Regions from separate parts of the Homo sapiens genome. Here region 1 is linked to region 2. The links are chromatin loops, found by intact Hi-C in ENCODE. Cell type or tissue: endothelial cell of umbilical vein. All regions are shown on one strand. Links, peaks and the distances in the headings refer to the core of each region. The heading gives the core; the rest is flanking DNA. Region 1 has its middle 38 kb from the start of SLC9A7. Region 2 overlaps JADE3 (jade family PHD finger 3).

What was found. Hi-C counts contacts between places; a loop is a spot of excess contacts. Peaks named below come from ENCODE experiments on the same cell type or tissue, not always from the same donor. Only the 100,000 strongest peaks of a DNase experiment are listed, where the experiment ranks them.
Region 1: a loop joins it to region 2, with 6 times the contacts of the local background. A loop is called at or near these places in 2 of 110 quality-filtered maps.

What each region holds. Positions count from the first base shown.
Region 1 is chrX:46,794,655-46,800,037 of GRCh38, reverse strand. No RefSeq gene overlaps it. Among named protein-coding and RNA genes, the nearest start is that of SLC9A7, 38 kb to the right of the region's middle. RefSeq lists enhancers at 3,155-3,204, 3,295-3,344. In endothelial cell of umbilical vein, for the core only: a CTCF peak has its summit at 3,256 (motif pointing right); a DNase peak (open chromatin) is centred at 3,257.
Region 2 is chrX:46,976,147-46,981,529 of GRCh38, reverse strand. All of the region lies in intron 1 of JADE3 (jade family PHD finger 3), which reads right to left. Among named protein-coding and RNA genes, the nearest start is that of JADE3, 66 kb to the right of the region's middle. In endothelial cell of umbilical vein, for the core only: a CTCF peak has its summit at 2,708 (motif pointing right); DNase peaks (open chromatin) are centred at 1,969 and 2,699; H3K27ac peaks cover 1,499 bases.

The DNA of each region.
Region 1 (5,383 bases), core at 277-5,276, 180 kb after region 2:
CATCTGTTTTCCCCCTGGTAGGATTGACATGTGTTAACATACCCATCGCTAGATTCCTATGGCAAGAACAAGAAGTTCACCTGACGAAGCATGGGCTGATCTACCTGGCCCCTCCACCTGAAAGAACCAAATCTATGATGACATTTATTTTATTTTATTTTATTTTATTTTATTTTATTTTATTTTATTTATTTTGAGACGGAGTTTTGCTCTTGTTGCCCAGGTGGGAGTGCAATGGCATGATCTTGGCTCACCACAACCTCCAACTCTGGGGTTCAAGTGATTCTCCTGCCTCAGCTTCCCGAATAGGTGTGACTACAGGCATGTGCCACTACACCTGGCTAATTTTCTGTATTTTTAGTAGAGATGGGGTTTCTCCATGTTGGTCAGGCTGGTCTCGAACTCCCAACCTCCGGCGATCCACCTGCCTCAGCCTCCCAAATTGCTGGGATTACAGGCATGAGCCACTGTGCCTGGCCTTATTTATTTCTTTTTGAGACAGAGTCTCACTCTGTTACCCAGAATAGAGTGCAGTGGTGCGATCTTGGCTCACTGCAGCCTCTGCCTCCTGGGTTCAAGCAATTCTCGAGGCCCAGCCTCCTGAGTAGCTGGGATTACAGGTGTGCACCACCACACCAGCCAATTTTTTTGTTGTTGTATTTTTAATAAAGATGGAGTTTCACCATGTTGGCCAGGCTGGTCTCAAACTCCTGACCTCAAATAATCTGCATGCTTTGGCCTCCCAAAGTGCTGGGATTACAGGCATGAGACATCATGCTGGCTTATGATGACATTTTCAAGGTAGCATTTATTAAAGACCTTCTCCCTTTCCCACCTTTCAAGGCAATGTCTGTAAGTTGACTCCTCGCTCATAATTTTGATGTGATTCAGAGTCTCTGTAAAGCTCTAAGGCTTCAGGCAATAGAAGTTTTATGTAATTTTTTTTTCTTTTTTTTTTTTTTTGAGACAGAGTCTCACTCTGTCACCCAGGCTGGAGTGCAGTGGCATGAACACAGCTCACTGCTGCCTCAAACTCCTGGACTCAGGGTCTCCTCTCACCTTGGCCTCCCAAAGAGCTTGGACTACAGGCACACACCACCACACCCAGCTAACTTTGTTATTTTTGGTAGAGACGGGGGTCTCGCTATGTTGCCCAGGCTGGTCTCAAACTCTTGGCCTCAAGGGATCCTTCCTCCTTGGCCTCCCAAAGAGCTGGGATTACAGGCATGAGCCACTGCACCCAGCCTCTTTTCCCAACTCTTACACTGCCCTTAAAAATAATACACTGCCATGGCCCAGCACAGTGGCTCACACCTGTAATCCCAGCACTTTGGGAGGCTGAGGCCGGTGGATTGCCTGAGCTCAGGAGTTCGAGACCAGCCTGGATAACATGGTGAAACCCCATCTCTACTAAAATACAAAAAAATTAGCTGGGTGTGGCAGCGTGCGCCTGTAGTCCCAGCTACTCAGGAGGCTGAGACAGGATAATTGCTTGAACCCAGGAGGCAGAGGTTGCAATGAGCTGAGATCACCCCACTGCACTCCAGCCTGGGCAACAGAGCAAGACTCCGTGTCAAATAATGATAATAATGATAATAATAATAATAATAATAATACAGCGCCCTGTAAAAAATATTTTCAGGCCAGATGTGGTGGCTCACACCTGTAATCTCAGCACTTTGGAAGGCCAAGGCAAGAGAATCTCTTGAGGCCAGGAGTTCAAGACCAACCTGGGCAACAAAGCAAGACTCCCTATCTCTGTACTTTTTTTTTTTTTTTTTGAGACAGAGGCTCATTCTCTTATCCAGGCTGCAGTGCAGTGGTGCAATCTCGGCTCACTGCGGCCTCCGCCTCCCGAGTTCAAGTGATTCTCTTGCCTCAGCCTCCCAAGTAGCTGGGATTACAGGCACACACCACCACGCCTGGCTAATTTTTGTATTTTTAGTAGAGACAGGGTTTTGCCATGTTGGCCAGGCTGGTCTTGAACTCCTTACTTCAGGTGATCTGCCCACCTTGGCCACCCAAAGTGCCGGGATTACAGGTGTGAGCCACCGAGCTTGGCCAAAATTTTTTTTAAAAGATAAAATAAATTAAAAAATATATATTTCCAGTGCCACTGACCTCCCCTGTTATAACGAGAGGTCATGACAGGATGGATGTCTCTTATGTACATGTGCTGGAAACAAGTTCAATGTGAAGTGAGAAGACAAAGCAGGAACCTGGGGTGGAGGGAAGGTGAAAGAAACAATAATAAATAAAGATGTAGTCAGAAATTCTTAATTTTAATGCCTTACCCTCCAATGCCCAGGCTTGGACTCTTATGCGTTTTCAGTTTTGCCCATTCACAAATTAGTTTCATCTATAAACACAAAATTGACTCTTCATTCTTAGCTCTCCTTATTTCAAAAGGGCCAAAGAATCTGTAAAGTAATTCTTGTTGTATTTCCACAGATTTTGTTTTTATGTCTGTATTAAAGTTTAAAATAACAACAATAAACAATCTTGTCTGGGGCCGGGCACAGTGGCTCACGCTTGTAATCCCAACACTTTGGGAGGCCAAGGCAGGTGGATCACTTGAGGTCAGGAGTTCAAGACCAGCCTAGCCAACATGGTGAAACCCCCTCTCTACCAAAAAATACAAAAACTTAGCCGAGCATGGTAGCGTGTGCCTGTAGTCCCAGCTACTCAGGAGGCTGAGGTGGGAGAATCGCTTGAGCCCGGGAGGTGGAGGTTGCAGTGAACTGAGATCGCACCAGTGCACTCCAGCCTGGGTGACAGAGTGAGACCCTGTCTCACACACACACACAAAAATCTTGTCTGGTTTTGAAGTGTTTTCAAAAGATTTTCGAAATATTTTACCAGTTTCAAAGAAAACTTGGTATTTAGCATTTTATGTATTATCCACAATTCAACTTATTTGAATGTAATATAATTGCTGTCAGGGAGCTAATGAGAACTGATATACATTTGACTCTTTTGTCCTTTTGCAAATTGCAGTGCCCAAATACAGAGATGTTTCTTTAGGTTTGGGCAAGTCTGGTGAGACCATCTGTGACCTGCACACAGATTTGCTAAAGGACTTTTCTTTAAAAAATAGAACAAGGTGAAAATACTGTAAAGAAAAAAAATTTAGGTAGATGAAATTCTTATCCCATGATGGATGATAGGATGGGAAAGACTAACTCCCTTCATACAGGTCTCATGAATAGGAAACAATACCCATAGCGGCATCGATGGATACAGCCAGCAGGTGGCAGCAGGGGGCCGTGCCAGAAGAATTTACTAACTTGGAAAGGCCCTAGCTAAACTGCAACATGGGCCTTTGGGCTTAGGAGACAGCATCTGTGAGTGGTTGGAAGAGGGTATGATGTGTTTCCCAGCAGAAAAAGAAACGTGAAAGGGTCTTCCAGAAGCCCAGGATTAGCATCTGGTGTCTAAAATGAAGGACCCAGGCCGGGCGCGGCAGCTCATGCCTGTATCCCTGCACTTTGGGAAGCCGAGGCAGGTGGATAGCTTGAGCCCAGGAGTTCGAGACCAGCCTGAGCAAACTGGTGAAACCTCGTCTCTACTAAAAACACAAAAATTAGCCAGGCGTGGTGACGGGCGCCTGTAATCCCAGCTACTCGGGAGGCTGAGGCAGGAGAATCACTTGAACCCAGGAGGCAGAGGTTGCAGTGAGCCGAGATCGCACCACTGCACTCCAGCCTGGGTGACAGAGCGATACTCTGTCTTTAAAATAAAATAAAATAAAAGACCCAGAGTTGGGGTTGGTTGGCAGGGAACAGGGATGGATGCAAAAGAAAGGAGGGGTGGCATAGGAGTGAAACCATCCTCAAGGCAAGGAGGAAGGCATAGGAGAAAGAAGGGAGGAGGGTCAGCCTCTGACAAACAAATGGCAGTGCAGAGTAGGAAGCAGGGTAGAAAGGGTGGGGATCATTTATTTTTGTGTGAACTGGGAGTGGCACTAATTTTAAAAAGCTCTGAGGATAAGTGGAAGCAACTGAAATGTCCATGGATGAATAAATGGATAAGCAAAATGTGGTATATACATAGAATGGAATACTATTCAGCCTTAAAAAGGAAGGGGCCGGGCGCAGTAGCTCATGCCTGTAATCCCAGCACTTTGGGAGGCCAAGGCGGGCGGATCACCTGAGGTCAGGAGTTCAAGACCAGCTTGGCCAACATGGCAAAACCTCGTCTCTACTAAAAATACAAAAATTAGCCGAGCATGGTGCCGGGTGCCTGTAATCCCAACTACTAGGGAGACTGAGGTGGGAGAATCGCTTGAACCCAGGAGGTAGAGGTTACAGTGACCCGAGATTGCGCCATTGCACTCCGGCCTGGGTGACAAGAACAAAACTCTGTCTCAAAAAAAAAAAAAAAAAAAGAAAAGAAAAGAAAAGAAAGAAAGAAAGAAAGAGAAAAAGGAAGGCAATTCGACACATGTTGCAACATGGATGAACCTTCAGGACATTGTGACAAGTGAAATAAGCCAGTCACAAAAAAAGATAAATAGTGTATGATCCCACTTATATGATGTACCTAGAGTAGTCAAATTCATAGAGACAGAAAGTAGAAGGTGGTTACCAAGAGCTGAGGGGAAGGGAAAATGGAGAGTTGGTGTTTAATGGATAATGGATATACAGTTTTAGTTGTTTTTTGTTTTCGTTTTTTTTTTGAGATGGAGTCTTGCTCTTGTTGCCCAGGCTGGAGTACAGTGGCGTGATCTCGGCTCACTGCAACCTCCACCTCCTGGGTTCAAGTGATTCTCCTATCTCAGCCTCCCGAGTAGCTGGGATTGCAGGCGCCCGCCACCACACCCAGCTAATTTTTGTATTTTTAGTAGAGACAGGGTTTTGCCACATTGGCCAGGCTGGTCTTGAACTCCTGACCTCAAGTGATCCACCTGCCTCAGCCTCCCAAAGTGCTGGAATTACAGGCATGTGCCACCGCACCTGGCCTTACAATTTTCGTTTTGCAGGATGAAAATGTTCTGGAGATTGGATGCACAACAATGTGAATATATTTATCGATACTGAACTATATCCTTATAAAGAAATGATTAGGATAGTACATGTTGGTAGGGGTGGTGGCTCAGGCCTTTAATCACAACACTTTGGGAGGCTGAGGCAGAAGGGTCACTTGAGCCCAGGAAGTCAAGACCACCCTGGACAACATAGTGAGGCGAGGTGTCTCACACCTGTAATTGCAGCACTTTGGGAGGCCGAGGTAGGTGGATCACAAGGTCAGGAGTTCGAGACCAGACAGGCCAACATAGTGAAACCCTGTTTCTACTAAAAATACAAAAATTAGCTGGGCGTGGTGGCGGGCACCTGTAGTCCCAGCTACTTGGGAGGCTGAGGCAGGAGAATCGCTTGAATCC
Region 2 (5,383 bases), core at 56-5,055:
TCTCTTCTGAAACGCAAACAAAACCAACAGTAACAACAAGACACTTCCTATTAAAAAGTAGTAGTGGGGAATTTAAAGTCACAATGAATGTAGAAATTTAAGCAGAAATAAAAGTAATACATTTTCTAACTATTCCCCACTGAATGCACAGATCTACTTAGAGTAGCACTTCATTTATCTGATATCATGGGGATGTTGCATATATAAAAATTGTTCAGATACACAGTATACCCAAATGTATAAAATCCTATTTTAATAGAAGCTTTTCTAAAACACCTATTAGTTTTCTAACGTTACAGTAACAAATTATCACAAACTCAGTGGCTTAAAACTACATAAATTTACTATCTTATAGTTTAGTGGGTCAGGATTTTGACACAGGTCTCACAGAGCTAAAATCAAGATGTCATCAGGACTGCGTTCCTTTCTAGAGGCTACAGGGGAGAACTCATTTCCTTGCCTATTACAGCTTTTAGAGGACACTCTTACTCCCTTGATCTTGGCTGTCTTCTTCCATCTTCAAGGCAAACAACACTGAATCTCTCTGATCCTGTTTCTGTCATCGCATCTCATTCTCTGACCCTTCTGTTCTGCTTCCCTCTTCCACTTTTAAGAACCCATGTAATTACATTGGACCCACCCAGATAATCCAGGATAATGTCCCTATTTTATAGTCAGCTAAATAGCAATCTTAACATATTCATAGGTTGCAGAGATTAGGACACGGACATCTCTGCCTACCACAACCTAATATACAAAATGTAACTCAAAATGGATCACAGACTTAAATGAAAAATGTAAAATTATAAAATATTTACAAAAAGCATAAGAGAAAGTCTTCAGGATCTAGGGCTAAGCAAAGAGTTCTCAGACTTGATACCTAAAGCATGATTGGCAAAGAAAAATGTGTTTTCATCAAAATTAAAGACTTTTGCTCTCAGAAGCATATCCAGGGCAACTTGAATCTATGCTGCTGGGTTGTGGTCTTCAAACTTGGCCCAAATAAACTATCTACTTATATTTTTAAAAAAACTTCTGCTCTGAGAAAGCCCCTGTTAAGAAGACGCAAAAGCAAGCAGAATGGGACAGAATATTTACACATATTACACACACGTGTAATATCAAATGCTGGAGAAGATGTGAAGAAACTATCACTCATACATTGCTGGTGGGAATGTAAAAAGGAATCGCTATTCTAGAAAATATTTTGGTCATTTCTTAGAAATATTATACATGTAATATTTATTATAAAACACATATCTGACAATGAACTTATATTACAGAATGCATAAGGAACTCTAAAAATTCAACAGTAAGGAAACAAATGACCTAATTAAAAATCAAGAGATGGGCCGGGCATGGTGGCTCGCACCTGTAATCCCAGCACTTTGGGAGGCTAAGGCGGACGGATCATTTGAGGTCAGGAGTTCGAGACCAGCCTGGCCAACATGGTGAAACCCCGTCTGTACTAAAAATACAAAAATTAGCTGGGTGTGGTGGCATGCACCTGTAATCCCAGCTACTCGGGAGGCTGAGGCATGAGAATTGCTTGAACCTGGGAGGCGGAGGTTGCAGTGAGCCTAGATTGCATCACTGTACTCCAGCCTGGGTGACAGCGAGACTCTGTCTCAAAAAAAAAAAAAAAAAAAAAAAAAATCAGCAGACATTTTACCAAAGAGGAACGCAAATGGCATTTAAGCCCGTGAAAAGACATTCAGTATCACCAGCCATTAGGGAAATGCCAGTTAAAACCACAAGATATTATTACATACTTATTATTACAATAGCTGAAATAAAGAAATAGTGAAAATATCAAATCATGGAGAAAGTGTAGAGAAACTATATCACTCGTACATGGCTTGTGGGAATGTAAAATAGTATAGCTATTCTAGAAAATATTTCGGTCATTTCTTTAAAAATTAAATATGCAACTATGACTCAGCAATTGCACTCCTGGGCATTTATCCCAGAGAAATGAAAGTTTATGTTCCCACTGAATATAACCTCCATATGGATGACTCATGATGGGATCAAGGGCAACAAATGTCATAGAAAAAACAGTTTTATTCTCTAAAAATCTCAGTGAAGAAAGCCAACTGACCATGGACCCTCTCTCCTCACCTCCCTGAGAGTTTCAGAAGACCTAAGACTTCTTGTGAGATGGATACTCCTCTCATCTGAAGTTCTGGGTATGTGTACTTTGGATAAAACAGTTTCTCCATTTTCTATAATATTCTGTTCTTTAAGTAAAAGAGTTATCAAACTGTTCTTGACAGAGGGAGATTTTAAAGAATAGGCAAAATTTGGCATTTTTAAAACAATTACAGTAACAACTATTTTTTATTATAGATGGAAACAAAAAATCTTGTATTATCAGTAAAAAGCCTAGGAAACAGATTATCTAATACGAGTTACACCAGTCCTGGGAAATAAGAAAATGAGTCATCAATGACTTTTAGAAAAGAAAACAAAGCAAGTTAATTTTTGGGTATGGGCTGTTTAAAGTCCAGTGATTTGTCTGTCCATTTCTGTGACATACTGCTGTTTTAATTATTGTAGGAAAATGACAGAAAACAATAAATATCAGCAGAATAATTCAATGATGGTAAATCTTTATATCTCTATTTATTATTTCTAAGCACAACAACAGTCCTACACATAGCAGCAGCAGCCATTTTACAGATGAGGAAATTGGGGCTCAGAAGCATTAAAGCGACATGCTTAGAGCAACATGGCCACCAGGGGGCAGTCAGGTACATTGACAATGAGCACTCCAAGTTGATCCAGAAGCCAGAGGACAGGCTGGAGGGATGACAGCAAGAATGGTGCCCCTTCTAAGCCCAATCTCCTCAGCATGGCTTGCGAGGCCCAGTTCTGGCTCCCAGTCTCTCAGGCCTCATCAACTGCTGTTCCCCCCAATCCACTCCAATTGTTTGGCATATACTATGCCCCATGTGATTCCGGGAACACGTTCGTCTTGTTTCATACTTGCTTGCCAGCCTTTGCACAGGGCTCTTCCTTCTACCTACAATTCCTCCCCATGTTTTCCTTGACCAGCCCATTTTCCCCAACCCTGGTTCTATTCATTCATTGGATGTCCTCGATGAAGCTTCCCAGACGTCCCTCCCCCACAATTATTCACTCCTTTGCTTTCCATCCAAGTACATGCAAAGAAGCACCTCACTTGCACCATCAATATTCTTTACATCAAGCTTGTCCAACCCGCAGCCTGCATGTGGCACAGGACGGCTGTGAATGCCACCAAACACACATTCATAAACTTTCTTTAAACACTGAGATTTTTTTTGTGATTCTTTAAAGCTCATCAGCTATCGTTAGGTGTTAGTGCATTTTATGTGTGACCCAAGAGAATTCTTCCAATGTGGCCTAGGGCAGCCAAAAGATTGGACACTGCTGCTTTACATGGTCAGCCCTGTTGTCACTAGACCACAAGCATCTTGAAAGCAGGGACTGTGTCACATTCATTTTTTACCCCTAGCTCTTAGCACAGTATCCTGCACAAAATAAACAGGCAAAGGAATAACACACTGTGCTGCCCCCACCCAATCCTGTTTACCTAGCTAGCATACTGTACCCATTTTCCAGCTACTTCTTGTTGGCTGCTAATGGCTCACAATGGCCCCTCTCTTCCCAAGAACTGGGGATTACACTCTTCCAGTCTCCCTCCCAGAGGCAGCCTGCAGTCAATAATTGTTCTGCCATCACCTCAAACAGGCTATGGCTAGATTTTCTTAAGACCCTAACTGGCTGCTCCTTCCTTACCCGGTTACCCTCTTCCCCTTACAGGTTTCTCCTGAGAACACTCCTCAATAAATCATGTGCATTTGAATACTGTCTCAGGTTCTGCTTCTAGGCACCCCTACTTAACATGTGAATCCTTATTAAGTGGTAATTTTAAGAATGTACTACTTAATTTAAGGTAAGTCCTAGAGATCTTTTGTACAGCAGAGTGCTATAGTTAACAATACTATATTGTATACCTAAAAGTTTGCTAACAGGATAGGCCTTTATATTGTGTTCTTACCACGACAGAAGAATAGAGCAAAGGGAAACTTTTGGGGGTGATAGATAGGTTTATGGCATAGATTGTGATGATAGTTTATAGGTATATACTTATCTCCAAACTCATTTAGTAGCTGTTGTTGTTTTTGAGACAGAGTCTCACTCCGTCACCCAGGCTAGAGTGCAGTGGTGCAATCTCAGCTCACTGCAACCTCTGCCTCCCGGATTCAGGCGATTCTCATGCCTCAGCCCCTGAGTAGCTGGAATTACAGGCATGCTCTGCCACACCTGGCTAGTTTTTGTATTTTTAGTAGAGATGGGGTTTCACCATGCTGGCCAGGCTGGTCTCCAACTCCTGACCTCAAGTGATTCACCCACCTTGGCCTCCCAAAGTGCTGGGATTGCAGGCGTGAGCCACCACACCCAGCCAAACTCATCTAGTTGTATATATTAACTATGTACAGCTTTTTGTATGTCAAAAAAATTTTTTTAAGAAAGAAAAGCCCCATAGAAGGACTAGCCCTCTTTAGTTGACCAGGCAGATCTCAAAGTCACAGCAGCCCAGGGGCTGAGCATGATGCTTGATGACACCTGAAAGCATACGGCAAACAATTGTTTTCTGTGATGTCCCTGTCATGAATATTCATTTAAGAACTAGAAGGGAAAGAGGCCCAATAAGGTCTGTGATTGTCAAAGTAACTTCTTGGGAAGAAAAGAGGAATAAGGAACATAAAACAAGCAAATAAATTTATTTGTACCATGAAAAAAATTACCTTAGAATAAAATGTTTTGTTAAACAAAACCATAAATCAGTATAGTGTAATCCTGGAGTAACTGTGATATATCTCGATGTCTTACACTTGGTTATATTATTCAGCTGTTTATTTTCTAGTCCTCAGATCAGAGCACAGACTTTATAAAGGCATTCTTTTCTTCCTTACCTTCATTTTGGCAGAAACAAAATGTACACTAGACCTCACCTTGCACCACTGGGAACAGTAATTTGATGGCAGTTTTCAGATCTTATTCCTACTATCATCTCAAGTACAATAATTAACAGCACAGTGGTTTAACAGTGACTGCAAACCAGGCAAAATACAAATGTCTGGAGTAAATGTCTTCCTTGAGTAAAATACCCTTTTAAAGGAGGACTGTCTGGAAGTCAACCCAACTGGGATTATTTGGGACTGGAACCTAAGCCTGCGGTTTGGTGGCTACTTGACTCCCCATTAATATTCCCACGGAAGAACATGCAGGCCAAGGAAAGGAAAAGTGATTAGCTCAAACATAGCCCTTTCCTTTCCTACTATATACCCATGAGACATACTTTTGAAATGCATGGTCAGTGCAAGGGGCCCCT